Linked DNA regions of Homo sapiens: region 1 is linked to region 2. A link is a contact called in ENCODE Hi-C or POLR2A ChIA-PET data. All regions are on one chromosome and are shown on one strand. The core of a region is the stretch at or near the end of the contact, and the rest is flanking DNA. Distances in the headings are between cores, read along the strand shown. Region 1 holds the start of HOXA9 (homeobox A9). Region 2 has its middle 220 kb from the start of LINC03007.

Region 1 (2,700 bases), core at 72-2,571, 1.6 Mb before region 2:
GCCTTGTACCTCTCCGCCGAGTCTCCGGGCCCCGTAGGTAACCAAGGCGAGGCCCGGAGTAGCAGCTGGAAAGGGAGGAAGGAGCCCTGAAAGGCTCACGCGGCCCCGGGACAGGCCACATCGGTGCGGGCCTCCCAGGTTCCGGAGCTGCGGGGTCTCTTAGGCGAGGCTGCCTTTTCCCAAACCGAACTTGCCTTCCATTCATGCCACTTGTAGTTTTTTCCCCAGCTGGGATTCACGGAGCGCAACCAGGCTTGCAGCGCTCATGGTTAGAGCCTCTGAGGCTGGAGCACAGGGCTGGGTCGCCAGCCGCCTGCGCCTGGGAATCCTGATTGCCAGCTGATGAGAAAGGCGGGCTGGGCGCGCGTGTGCGTGGGGTCGAGGGCCGGGGACCGAGCGCGCCGCACAACCAACCAGGCCCTCAAAACCTTCGCCCTGGTGGCGGCTGGCCGCTCCCTCCTGGCCAGCTCCTCCGTGGGGTCCTCGTAGCAAAGGCGAATTTAAGGGTTGCCCGGGCGCCCCTCGCTCCAGGCGGGTAGCTGTGGGGACCTACACCCGCGGTACTCCCTGAGCGGCCGGTCCCTGCCTGGAGTGCCCTGGTAGGGCCGGCGGCGGCTCCGTTTGGGACGGATCCTGCGTTGAATTTGACTTTTCGAGGGCGGCCGCGGGTAAACTCGCCTCTCCCGGGGACCGCAGGGATTATTTACAGGGAGCTCGCCAACCAAACACAACAGTCTAACCTTTCCAAGTCCTCGTAAATTTTTACAGCTGGGAGCCACGGCGAGGCAAACGAATCTGTTGGTCGTTTCCGACTTCCCGCCAGCCTGTGTGGCTTCTGAAACAATAACTCCTTATGAAATATCATAAATATAGATTTAAATACAGTAGAGCGACAATGCGATTTGGCTGCTTTTTTATGGCTTCAATTATTGTCTAATTTTATGTGAGGGGCTCCGCTGGCCGCACTCGCACGCGGGACCCGCGCCTTCTTGATGGCGTGATTAATTGTGATATAAAATAGTCCGCTTAAGAAGTGTGTGTATGGGGGGGGAGACGGGAGAGTACAGAGACAAGGCTAGATTTGATCTTTTAATCGTCGTTGGCCACAATTAAAACAAACCCCATCGTAGAGCGGCACGATCCCTTTACATAAAAACATATGGCTTTTGCTATAAAAATTATGACTGCAAAACATCGGACCATTAATAGCGTGCGGAGTGATTTACGCGTTATTGTTCTGCTGGACGGGCACGTGACGCGCACGGCCAATGGGGGCGCGGGCGCCGGCAACTTATTAGGTGACTGTACTTCCCCCCCGGTGCCACCAAGTTGTTACATGAAATCTGCAGTTTCATAATTTCCGTGGGTCGGGCCGGGCGGGCCAGGCGCTGGGCACGGTGATGGCCACCACTGGGGCCCTGGGCAACTACTACGTGGACTCGTTCCTGCTGGGCGCCGACGCCGCGGATGAGCTGAGCGTTGGCCGCTATGCGCCGGGGACCCTGGGCCAGCCTCCCCGGCAGGCGGCGACGCTGGCCGAGCACCCCGACTTCAGCCCGTGCAGCTTCCAGTCCAAGGCGACGGTGTTTGGCGCCTCGTGGAACCCAGTGCACGCGGCGGGCGCCAACGCTGTACCCGCTGCGGTGTACCACCACCATCACCACCACCCCTACGTGCACCCCCAGGCGCCCGTGGCGGCGGCGGCGCCGGACGGCAGGTACATGCGCTCCTGGCTGGAGCCCACGCCCGGTGCGCTCTCCTTCGCGGGCTTGCCCTCCAGCCGGCCTTATGGCATTAAACCTGAACCGCTGTCGGCCAGAAGGGGTGACTGTCCCACGCTTGACACTCACACTTTGTCCCTGACTGACTATGCTTGTGGTTCTCCTCCAGTTGATAGAGAAAAACAACCCAGCGAAGGCGCCTTCTCTGAAAACAATGCTGAGAATGAGAGCGGCGGAGACAAGCCCCCCATCGATCCCAGTAAGTGTCTCCTCCCTTCAAATCCGCCGCCGCCTCCACGCCGGCCTCCCGGATCTGCTGGCCCGCCAGGTTTCTCTCGAGCCTGCCTTCGTCCTCGCTGGAAGCCTCTCGAGTTGGGGCCAGGAGCCAGAAGTTGGTGTTTGGGACGCCTCAGATAGGGCCCCAAGTCTGGAGAGCAGTGAAGAGCGGCCCGCAGGGCTACGGGAGAGGAGGCGGCTGCTGCAGCGAGAGGGGGCGGGGCGGGCACTTCGGGACGAGCCAAGACTGGCCGCCCCTCTCCTTGGCTGCCCAGGCCCAGGACCGAGATACTTTGGGCCGTTCTTCGAAAGCAGTGCAGCCCAGAGAGCCTTTTGTACAACTAGATTGTCCGTGAGCGGCGGCAGCCAGGGCAGCCGGAGCTGGGACGCTGGGGGAGACGGCCGATTCCTTCCACTTCTTGCCTTCGGCCAGTGGCGGCGTAAATCCTGCCAAGATGAGGCTGCGGGCGACCCGGGCCACAAGGGTCCCCATGACAGATTATTCAAATAAGCCACAGACGTGATCAGCGGCCTTAGGGCGCCCTGACGGCTTGCCCAGCTCCGAAGGCCTTCCAGGAAGGTTAAATAAGGAGTGGGGGGCGTAGAGGGACAGGTTGGGAAAGAAAGACGAAGTCAGTGAACGGGACAGAGGAATCCTAATCTTGCTACAGAACACAAGGCAGCATGCTTTCCCTCTGCGTGG
Region 2 (2,829 bases), core at 52-2,551:
ATAAATGCATACAATTTGCATTTGTCAATTATATTTTAATTAAGCTGGAGAAAAAGTAACTTTAGAATAGGCCTCTCTAATAGAAATATAATGCAAACAACACAGGCAATTTTAGTTTTGTTATTTTTCATTTTAATTTTAGTTTTTGATATATTAATTTTTATTGATTACTTGTTGAAATGATAATATTTGGGATATATTATGTTAAATAAAATGTGTTATTAAAAATAATATCACTAGGTTCTTATATTTTTAAAAGTGTAGCCTCAGAGTATGAGAAGCAGCCTGAGGTAGACCAGGTAACAGTCAGAAGGAACTCAGAGGAGGAGGTCTCAGATGTGTGGGAGGCAGGAAAAACTCTATGAAGGAGGTGGCTTTGAGATTGGGCCTTGAAAGATGTTATCAATACAGGAGTTCCCCCTTATCGGTGGTTTTGCTCTCTGCAGTTTCAGTTACCTGTGGTCAACCATGGTCTGAAAATATTAAACGGAAATTCAAGAAATAAACAACTCATTAGTTTAAGTTGTGTGCCATTCTGAGTTGCCTGATGAACTCTCTTGCCGTCCTGCTCCATCCCTTCTTCATCACAAAAAGAAAAAGGGTGAGTACAGTACAATAAGATATTTTGAGCCGGGTGCAGTGGCTCACGCTTGTAATCCCAGCACTTTGGGAGGCCGAGGAGGGCGGATCACTTGAGGTCAGGAGCTCAAGACCAGCCTGGCCAACATGGTGAAATCCCATCTCTACTAAAAAAAAAATACAAAAAAATTAGCCGGGCGTGGTGGCGTGTGCCTGCAGTCTCAGCTACTTGGGAGGCTGAGGCAGGAGAATCGCTTGAACCCTGGAGGCGGAGGTTGCAGTGAGCTGAGATCACACCACTGCACTCCAGCCTGGGCGACAGAGCAAGACTCCATCAAAAAAAAAAAAAAAGATATTTTGAGAGAAAGAGACCACAAGTAGGTAACTTTTACTGTAGTATATTGTTATAATTATTCTCTTTTATTATTAGTTATCCTTGTTAATCTCTTATTGTGCCTAATTTATAAATTAAACTTTACCATCGGTATGTATGTATAGGAAAAAATATCACAGACATAGGGTTTGGTACTATCCGTGGTATCAGGCATCCACTGGGGTTCATGAAACGTATCCCCCTCGGATAAAGAGGGACTACTGTAATGCTATTGATAATTGATGACCGCAATATCGACAACACCCACTGTTTATTACAAGCTTGCCACTCGTCGGTCACCCTGTTAACCGCCAGGGGTCGGTAGCGAGGCGGAGATGGACTTTCTGAATGCGGAAACACCAGCAGTAGCGGCAAAAGCAGAGACCTGGACAAAGGACTGTATACACTTGGAAGTATCTGAGGTGGGGGTGGGAGGTAGGGGACAGGAACGATTAGGTGTTAAACTCTTACGAAGTAGAAGAAAAGGCAGGAAGGCAAGTTGGAGTCAAGTTTAGAAGCATCTTCAATGGGAAGGGAAAATCTTTCTACCTAGTTCCGTGAGAAAATGTGGTGATAACAAAACACTTTGGAAGCGCTTTGTGATACCTGCTGTTCCAGTGTCCAACACGCACTGACTCACTATGAGAGAGGTACCAATGCAGTCACGTGAGGTGTCACTACGGGGAAATGTTCTGACACGTGCATGTTTAGCGATTTCAACGCCGTGTGAACGTCATAGAGTGTATTTACACAAACCTAGACCCAGAGTGTATTTACACAAACCTAGACCACAGAGTCCACCACACCCCTGGGCTGTGTGGCATAGCCTATTGCTCCTTGGCTACAAACTGGAACAGCGTGATACTGTGCTCAATACTGTAGGCAGTTGTAACACATGGTATTTGTGTATCTAAATATAGAAAACGCACAGTAAGATACAGCAGTAGATTTAAAACAAATGGTACAATGGTAAGTGTATGGGACACTTACCATGACTGGAGCCTGCAGGACTGGAGGTGGCTCTGGGTCCATGAGTGAGTGAGTGGTGGGTGAATGTGAAGGCCTGGGCATGACTGCACTATTGTAGGCTTTAGAAACACTGCACATTCAGGCTACACTGAGGTTATAAAATATCTTTTTCTTTGTTCAATAATAAATTAACCTTAGCTTACTGTAACTTTTTTGCTTTATAAACTTTTCAATTTGGACTCCTTTGTAATAACACTTAGCTTAAAACACAAATACATTGTGTAACTGTACAAAATATTTTTTCCTTATATTCTCATCCTATAAGCTTTTTTTCTATTTTTAAATGTGTTTATTTATTTATTTATTTCCTTTTTATATCACTACCTTCCACTCCCACATCTTATCCCATTGAAAGGTCTTCAGGGGCTAGAACACCCATGGAGCTGTCGTCTCCTGTGGTAACAGTGCCTTCTTCTAGAATGCCTCCTAGATGACCTGCCTGAGGCTGTTTACAGGTAACTTTTAAAACCATAAGTAGATAGAGTACACTCTAAAATAACAATTAAAAGGATAGTATAGTAAATGCATAATCTAAAATAACAATTAAAAGGATAGTATAGTAAATGCATAATCTAAAATAACAATTAAAAGGATAGTATAGTAAATGCATAAACTAATAACATAGTTTTGATTGACATTGTCACGTATTATGTACTGTACATAATTGTATGCACTATACTTTTACATGACCAGCAGCTCAGTAGGTTTGTTTACAGAAGCATCGCCACAAACGTGTGAGTAATGCCTACAGCGGTACGACAGCTATGATGCCGCTAGGTGATAGGAATTTTTCAGCTCCATTATAATCTTGTAAGACCACCATCATATATGCAGTCCGTCATTGACCA

The links. Hi-C counts contacts between places; a loop is a spot of excess contacts on that map. ChIA-PET counts read pairs that join two places held with the same protein, here RNA polymerase II (POLR2A). Pooled maps may share reads with other maps.
Region 1: a map of PC-9 shows a loop between it and region 2 (31-fold over the local background). The contact joins the promoter of HOXA9 here to the enhancer-like site in region 2. A Hi-C loop is called at or near these places in 3 of 168 maps with a recorded cell type or tissue (HCT116, PC-9 and psoas muscle), 1 of 37 single-sample maps with no recorded cell type and 13 of 50 pooled maps. POLR2A ChIA-PET finds 5 or more read pairs at or near these places in 1 of 52 experiments (GM12878).

Annotation. Positions count from the first base shown.
Region 1 is chr7:27,164,158-27,166,857 of GRCh38, reverse strand. HOXA9 (homeobox A9) reads left to right here and starts at 1,321. Exons shown (of 2, transcript NM_152739.4): 1 at 1,321-1,980. The coding sequence starts at 1,401. HOXA10-HOXA9 (HOXA10-HOXA9 readthrough) reads left to right here. Exons shown (of 3, transcript NM_001433944.1): 2 at 1,891-1,980. RefSeq lists enhancers at 1-182, 1,031-1,907, 1,908-2,700.
Region 2 is chr7:25,567,508-25,570,336 of GRCh38, reverse strand. No RefSeq gene overlaps it. Among named protein-coding and RNA genes, the nearest start is that of LINC03007, 220 kb to the left of the region's middle. Within about 2 kb of position 1,301, at least 5 of the 41 ENCODE cell types and tissues checked have a DNase peak (open chromatin) inside an H3K27ac peak, as active enhancers do.